2 separate regions of the Homo sapiens genome follow, and region 1 is linked to region 2. A link is an interaction called in ENCODE POLR2A ChIA-PET data of the cell type or tissue named here. Cell type or tissue: PC-3. All regions are shown on one strand. Each heading gives the region's core, and the rest is flanking DNA. Links, peaks and the distances in the headings are about the cores only. Region 1 has its middle 48 kb from the start of C17orf67. Region 2 has its middle 37 kb from the start of NOG.

Evidence for each region. ChIA-PET counts read pairs that join two places held together with the same protein. Peaks named below come from ENCODE experiments on the same cell type or tissue, not always from the same donor. Only the 100,000 strongest peaks of a DNase experiment are listed, where the experiment ranks them.
Region 1: POLR2A ChIA-PET joins it to region 2 with 5 read pairs; 1 of 35 experiments calls an interaction of 5 or more read pairs at or near these places.

Annotation. Positions count from the first base shown.
Region 1 is chr17:56,784,180-56,787,088 of GRCh38, forward strand. No RefSeq gene overlaps it. Among named protein-coding and RNA genes, the nearest start is that of C17orf67, 48 kb to the right of the region's middle. RefSeq lists an enhancer at 2,310-2,909. In PC-3, for the core only: no CTCF peak of the experiment used is centred there; DNase peaks (open chromatin) are centred at 1,432 and 2,252; H3K4me3 peaks cover 1,723 bases; H3K27ac peaks cover 2,500 bases.
Region 2 is chr17:56,628,753-56,631,661 of GRCh38, forward strand. No RefSeq gene overlaps it. Among named protein-coding and RNA genes, the nearest start is that of NOG, 37 kb to the left of the region's middle. In PC-3, for the core only: CTCF peaks have their summits at 1,272 and 1,472; a DNase peak (open chromatin) is centred at 1,249.

The sequences.
Region 1 (2,909 bases), core at 276-2,775, 160 kb after region 2:
TAGTATTTCATGGTGTATATGTAGCACATTTTCTTTATCAAGTCTATCATTGATGGGCATTTTGGTTGATTCCACGTCTTTGCTATTGCGAATAGCGCTGCAATGAACATACGAGTCCATGTATCTTTATGATAGAATTATTTATATTTTGGGGGGTATGTACCCAGTAATGGGATTGCTGGGTCAAATGGTATTTCTGGTTCTAGATATTTGAGGAATTGCCACACTGTCTTCCACAATGGTTGAACTAATTTACACTCCCACCAACAGTGTAAAAGCGTTCCTATTTCTCCACAACCTCAATAGCATCTGTTGTTTCTTGTCAGCCTGAGGTTCTTTCCACACATGAAGCTTCAGGAAGCTCTATGCTGGTGGTTCCCAAACTCCAGCATGCATCAGAATCACCAGGAGGGCTTATGAAAATCCAGATGGCTGGGCCTCAGCCCCAGAGTTTCTGATTCAGAAGTGTCACAGACATCCGAACCAGGGTAACTCCATCTTGAATAAGAATTGAAGAAAGTCAGACCTGCTGGGTTACAATCCCAGGAGGCTATGCACTCCTAGTCACAAGATGTTTATGGCTGAGGGAACAGATTAATGATGCTTACTAATGGAACAGGACTCAGAACTTAAGGAAATCTCCTGATGTCCCAATATCTTAAGAACAAAAAGCATTCTTAGTTTAAGAATAGGTTTTGCTTTAGAGATAATAGTAGGTTCATAAATTTTTGCAAAAATCAATAGTTACACAAGAGAATAACAATACTAACAGCCTGTCACAAGCTTGTCATGAGCCTTTGTAGTAAAGCACATAAGGCCATTATTTTCAGCTCTGTTATCCTATACAAGCAAGCACTGTATTTGAGGTAGGGGCGTTCCTTCTCTTGCTTTTGGAGGACAGCCTACTCTGAAATAGAGCAGTCTTTAATAAGCTATCTTCACTACACTGCACTCTGCAACTTGCTGTAAATTCTTTCTTGCATGAGATCCAAGAACCCACTCTTGGGGTCTGGGTCGAGACTCCTTTCTGGTAACAGAAGATCTGAGTTGGGCCTGAGAGTTTGCATGTCTAACAGGTTGTCTGGGGGACACACTTTGAGAACAGAAGCTGTAGCTACTCATTAAACCACAAGAGAAGACAAGACACATATTGACATGACCTGGATGGAGGAAAAGCAGGGCCCACATGTAATTAGAAAGAGAAAGAGAGATTTCAACCACCTGAAAACTGAACCTCACAAGAAATAACTTGTCGATTTTAATCAATTGAAGAACCTCTGAAGCAGGAGCTTATTTGCTCTCCGGTGAGTTTACAGGTTTTGGGGGAGGGTAACTTGGCTGTATGACACTTGCTGGATCGTGGGAGTAGAGTCATGTTCTGATTTGAAATCAGAGAACTCACTGTGGCTTCCTGCCTCCACGCCCATCTGTTTCCCTGTATCATTGGGATAACATCCAAATTCCTTACAAAGGTCTGTGAGGCCCATAAACCTGGCCCCTGCCTGCCTCCCAGGCTCATTGTAGACACTGTCCCCTCACTCTTTAGGGAAGGCCACGGTGACCTTCTGGAAGCTCCTAGGACAAACCTGCTCCTTCCCCACCTCAGGGTCTTTGCACTTGCTGCTGCCTCTGCCTGCAACAACTCTCTCCACCTCCATCCTGTGCCACTCCTTCTACCCCCACCCTTCCCTGCCTTGTATCCCCACCTCCATCTCCTTTGTCAAGCTAATTCCTTGACAAATCACTGAAGGTACCCCCTCTTCCTAGAGCCTTTCCTGACAAGCAGCTCTGGGTGGGGTACCTGTCAATGGCCACATACCTGGTCATCTTGACTGCTCCTTCCTAACATTCAGCATACAATGTGTTCTTCCGTACTGGCCTCTGTTTAAGTGGGAGTTTCAGGAGTCGTCTCCAGTACCTAGTGCAGTGCCTAACACATAGGGAATAAATAAGCAAAGAACAAACAAACCAAGAAACCAGGTCCAGAAGCCAAAAGCAATCAAGGCCAGCCAGCATCTGGCATCAGAGCACTGTCCATGACAGAAAGCTGCCAGAGGAAGGAGGAGTAAGGGTTTGGAACAAAGTCCAGGTGGTATAGAAAAGTGCACCTTTGCAAAGAGCTTTTCCTTCGGACTGAAATGCCCTTCCTCCCCTTTTCCACCTGGAAGACGGCTTCTTACCCCTCCTGCTAAGTAAGCTTCCAGTAATGCCTTGTCTTGAGCCATCCCTAACCCCCTGCCTCAGGGAAAGAGTTATCATCGTACCATGTTTGCAATTCGGTGCTGGGGTGGGGCGGGGCAGGACATGGAAAGAACTCACCTCTCAACAAATAAATATTAGTGAGTGCTACCTATGCGCAGAGCAATGAGCTAGGCATGGAGATGCAGTACACTGAAATTGTCTGTGCCTCTCAGCTACTGCTCCAGCAAACAACAGCCACCTCCCTTATCCACGGGGAATGCCAGGACCCCCCAGTGGATGTCTGAAACCAAGCATAGTACTGAACCCAATTGCCGACCACATTTCTGTTCACATCTTCCACCCACATGTTTTAGAACTTTTCCATCTTAACGAAGCATTTTTCACTGTAGCCATTAACTTTTGCAGTTCAAGGTGCAACAGCAAAACTAGCACAAATTTATTTTTCCTTCTTCACAATTTCTCAGATAGAAGATTTGTTCTTACCACAGATCTTGGCAATCTCAGCACACGTTTTTTTTTTCTAAACTAAGTTGAAAACCTTCGCCTTTTCACTTAAAGGTAGCACATTATGGTTTCTCTTTGGCATATCTGAATTGCCAGCATCATTACTCTTGCAATGTGGGGGCATTATTAAGTAAAAGAAGGGTTCCTTGAACACAAGCACTGCCATAATGCCACCTGACAGTCAATCTGATAATTGAGCCAGC
Region 2 (2,909 bases), core at 298-2,797:
GAACCCGATCAAGGTCAACAGAAAATTCCCTTACTAGAACTTGATTCATGAGCAGTGTCCGGGACTAAGAACATTTTCTCCAGTGGCAGCACCTGGATGAGGCTGCTGAGGAGTTCCTGCTGCTGACACCCTCTGAAGCTCCTGTCTGGCCTTGTCTTTTCCAAACCTAAGTTTGTCACCTCTTCTCTTATAAGCTCCCTTTAATGTCTCCAATAAATTCTCTTTTTCATTTAAGTTAACCCATCAGTATCTGCTGCTTACAACCAAGGAACGCTAGCCAATTCTGTGGTTGCTGTGTGGCATGATGCATGGTAGTGTGTGTGTGTGTGTGTGTGTGTGTGTGTGTGTGTGTGTGTTTGTGTTTTGTGTAACTTAAGGTCCCAAACACCCTTGTACCTGTGAAAGCTGAAGCCCTTCTTTGCCTTCTCACTCTCATCTCCATTCTGCCTTCCCAGTTTCTAAACCTTCCCCTAAAGTCCTCGGGGGCCAGAAGATGGGGTGGGAAGCAGCTATAAAACCTGACCCACCTCTCAGAGGTGTGCTGGCAATTATAGGGCTGGTGACTGAGCACTGGGGAAGGTAGGAGCACGACCCACGAGAGGAGGGGAAAGCAGAAATACGTTTCTGGGGCCCGGGGGCTGTGGGGTCTGTGCTACATGTAAGTACAAATCTCACGGAACGATCCTAAGTTGGTCTGCCCTTTAGGGTGGGAGGGAACTTTTTCTTTTCCACCAGGGTCTGAGTCCACCCCTCTTGGCTGCCATGGTGGGAAGTTTGGAAGGAGTTTCCACCTGTCTTTAAAGAAGCCACTTAGCTCCAGACAACCAGGGGTGGGCCACCAGGGTGATATACAGAGATGAGCAATATAGCTGGCATTTACTATTGAAAACACATAGGAGCAAATATTTGGCTAAGTGTTTATTTGCTAGTGGAACTTTTTAATGGTTGAATGGAGTCCAAGTGTCAGCGTGGGGATTTTGATTTAAAACAGACTGAAGAAGTGTTTCTCCACAGTTGTAAGCTTGGAGAGTTTCGTTTCTTTGGCTCTTGGAATCCGCAGTGGGCTGTGTTCCTCAATTCCAGACAGCCTCATGGGGAGCCCCACCCCGGTGGGCTCTTCCTGCCTCTGCAGCCAGCAAGGCAAGGGCCTCGTGTCCCTTCATCAAAACTGGATCCCAGCCCCCTTCAGGCCCAGTGCAGAGCTTGGAGCGATAAGAAACATCCTCTATGCCTCTGGGTGTGTTCTGTTGCAGAGCAGCCACTGGGGGCAGCTAGCTCTGAGCATCACTCTGGTGATGACCAAAGCTCTGCAGATCCGGACTCATCCATCTGTCTTGCCTTCTCCCTTTCTTACTTGTTTTTTTTCTCTCCATGTGATGTTTAGTGCTTGTGAGGTGCATGTCTCTTGCTTTTAACTCTGAGCAGCTGGGGGCAGGGAAGGGTGAGACTGTCCTTTGATAAGGTGTCTCCTGACCGCACATTTCTCTCCCAGGAATAAAACAGTCCAGCATCTCCTGGGTCTGAGCAGCTGGGGTCAGGGAAGACTGAGACTGTCCTTTGCCAAGGGTTTCCCGACTACACATCTTCTCTACCGGGAAGAAAACAATCCAGCATCTCCTGGATCCCTACCATGTGCCAGGCTGCATGCAGGGCACTTCCTCATTCCTCATCTTGGTTCACTCCTACAGTAAATGAGATTCATCTCCATTTTACAGAGGAGAAAACTGAGGCTTAAAGATGAGCCAGGGTTGGTCTGAAGCCATATAGTTGGAAGGTGGCAGAATAAGACTTGAGCATGGATTGGTTGGACTCTAAAGTCTACACTCTTGACCGGGTGCAGTGGCTCACACCTGTAATTCCAGCACTTTGGGAGGCCGAGGCAGGCAGATCACCTGAGGTCAGGAGTTCCAGACCAGCCTGGCCAACACGGTGAAAACCTGTCTGTACTAAAAATACAAAAAATAGCTGGGTGTGGTGGTGGGCGCCTGTAATCCCAGCTACTGGGGAGGCTGAGGCAGGAGAATTGCTTGAACCAAGGAGGCAGAGGTTGCAGTGAGCCGAGATCACGCCACTGAACTCCAGCCTGGGCAGCAAGAGCGAGACCCTGTCTCAAAAAAATAATAATAATAAAGTCTATACTCTTTTTTGCTCCCTTCTCTTGCATTTTCTGGCTTTATGGGCCATTATGCTGACAAGGACTCAAGGCCTGTGAACATCAAAGAAGACAAGCAGGGGCTCATCTATTAAAACCTGTGGTTCTTAGGAAGGATGGCCGTCCACAGCTCGGGCAGAGCAGAGCCCATTCTGAACTGCTGGCTTCCTCTATAGCAGGATCCAAAATTCCAAGACACTTGTTGGGCACAATCAGAGATCAGCTGCTATTGTCATCCCCTCCTCAAATTCATTCTGCTCAAGAAAATGGGCAGAGGAAATAGCAGAGAGGAAATAGCTTAGGCCCTTGCCCTGTTGTCCTCTGGAAACATTCCTCCCTCCCTCCTATATTCCCACCTGGGCTTCTGAGGCTACAGACCTAGGTACATGACTGGGAACAATTACATACCATCTCTGAGCCTCTGGGGCCTCCTCTGTAAAATGGGGATAATCAGGCCTCCAGGAGACAATCTTTTTTTTTTTTTTTTTAGATGGAGTCTCTCTCTGTCGCCCAGGCTGGAGTGCAGTGGCATGATCTCGGCTCACTGCAACCTCTGCCTCTTGGGTTCAAGCAATTCTCCTTGAATCGCCTCAGCCTCCCGAGTAGCTGGGATTACAGGTGCCCACCACCACACCCGGGTAATTTTTGTATTTTTAGTAGAGATGATGTTTCACCGTGTTGGCCAGGCTGGTCTCAAACTCCTGACCTCATGTGATCTGCCTGCCTTGGCCTCCCAAAGTGCTGGGATTACAGGTGT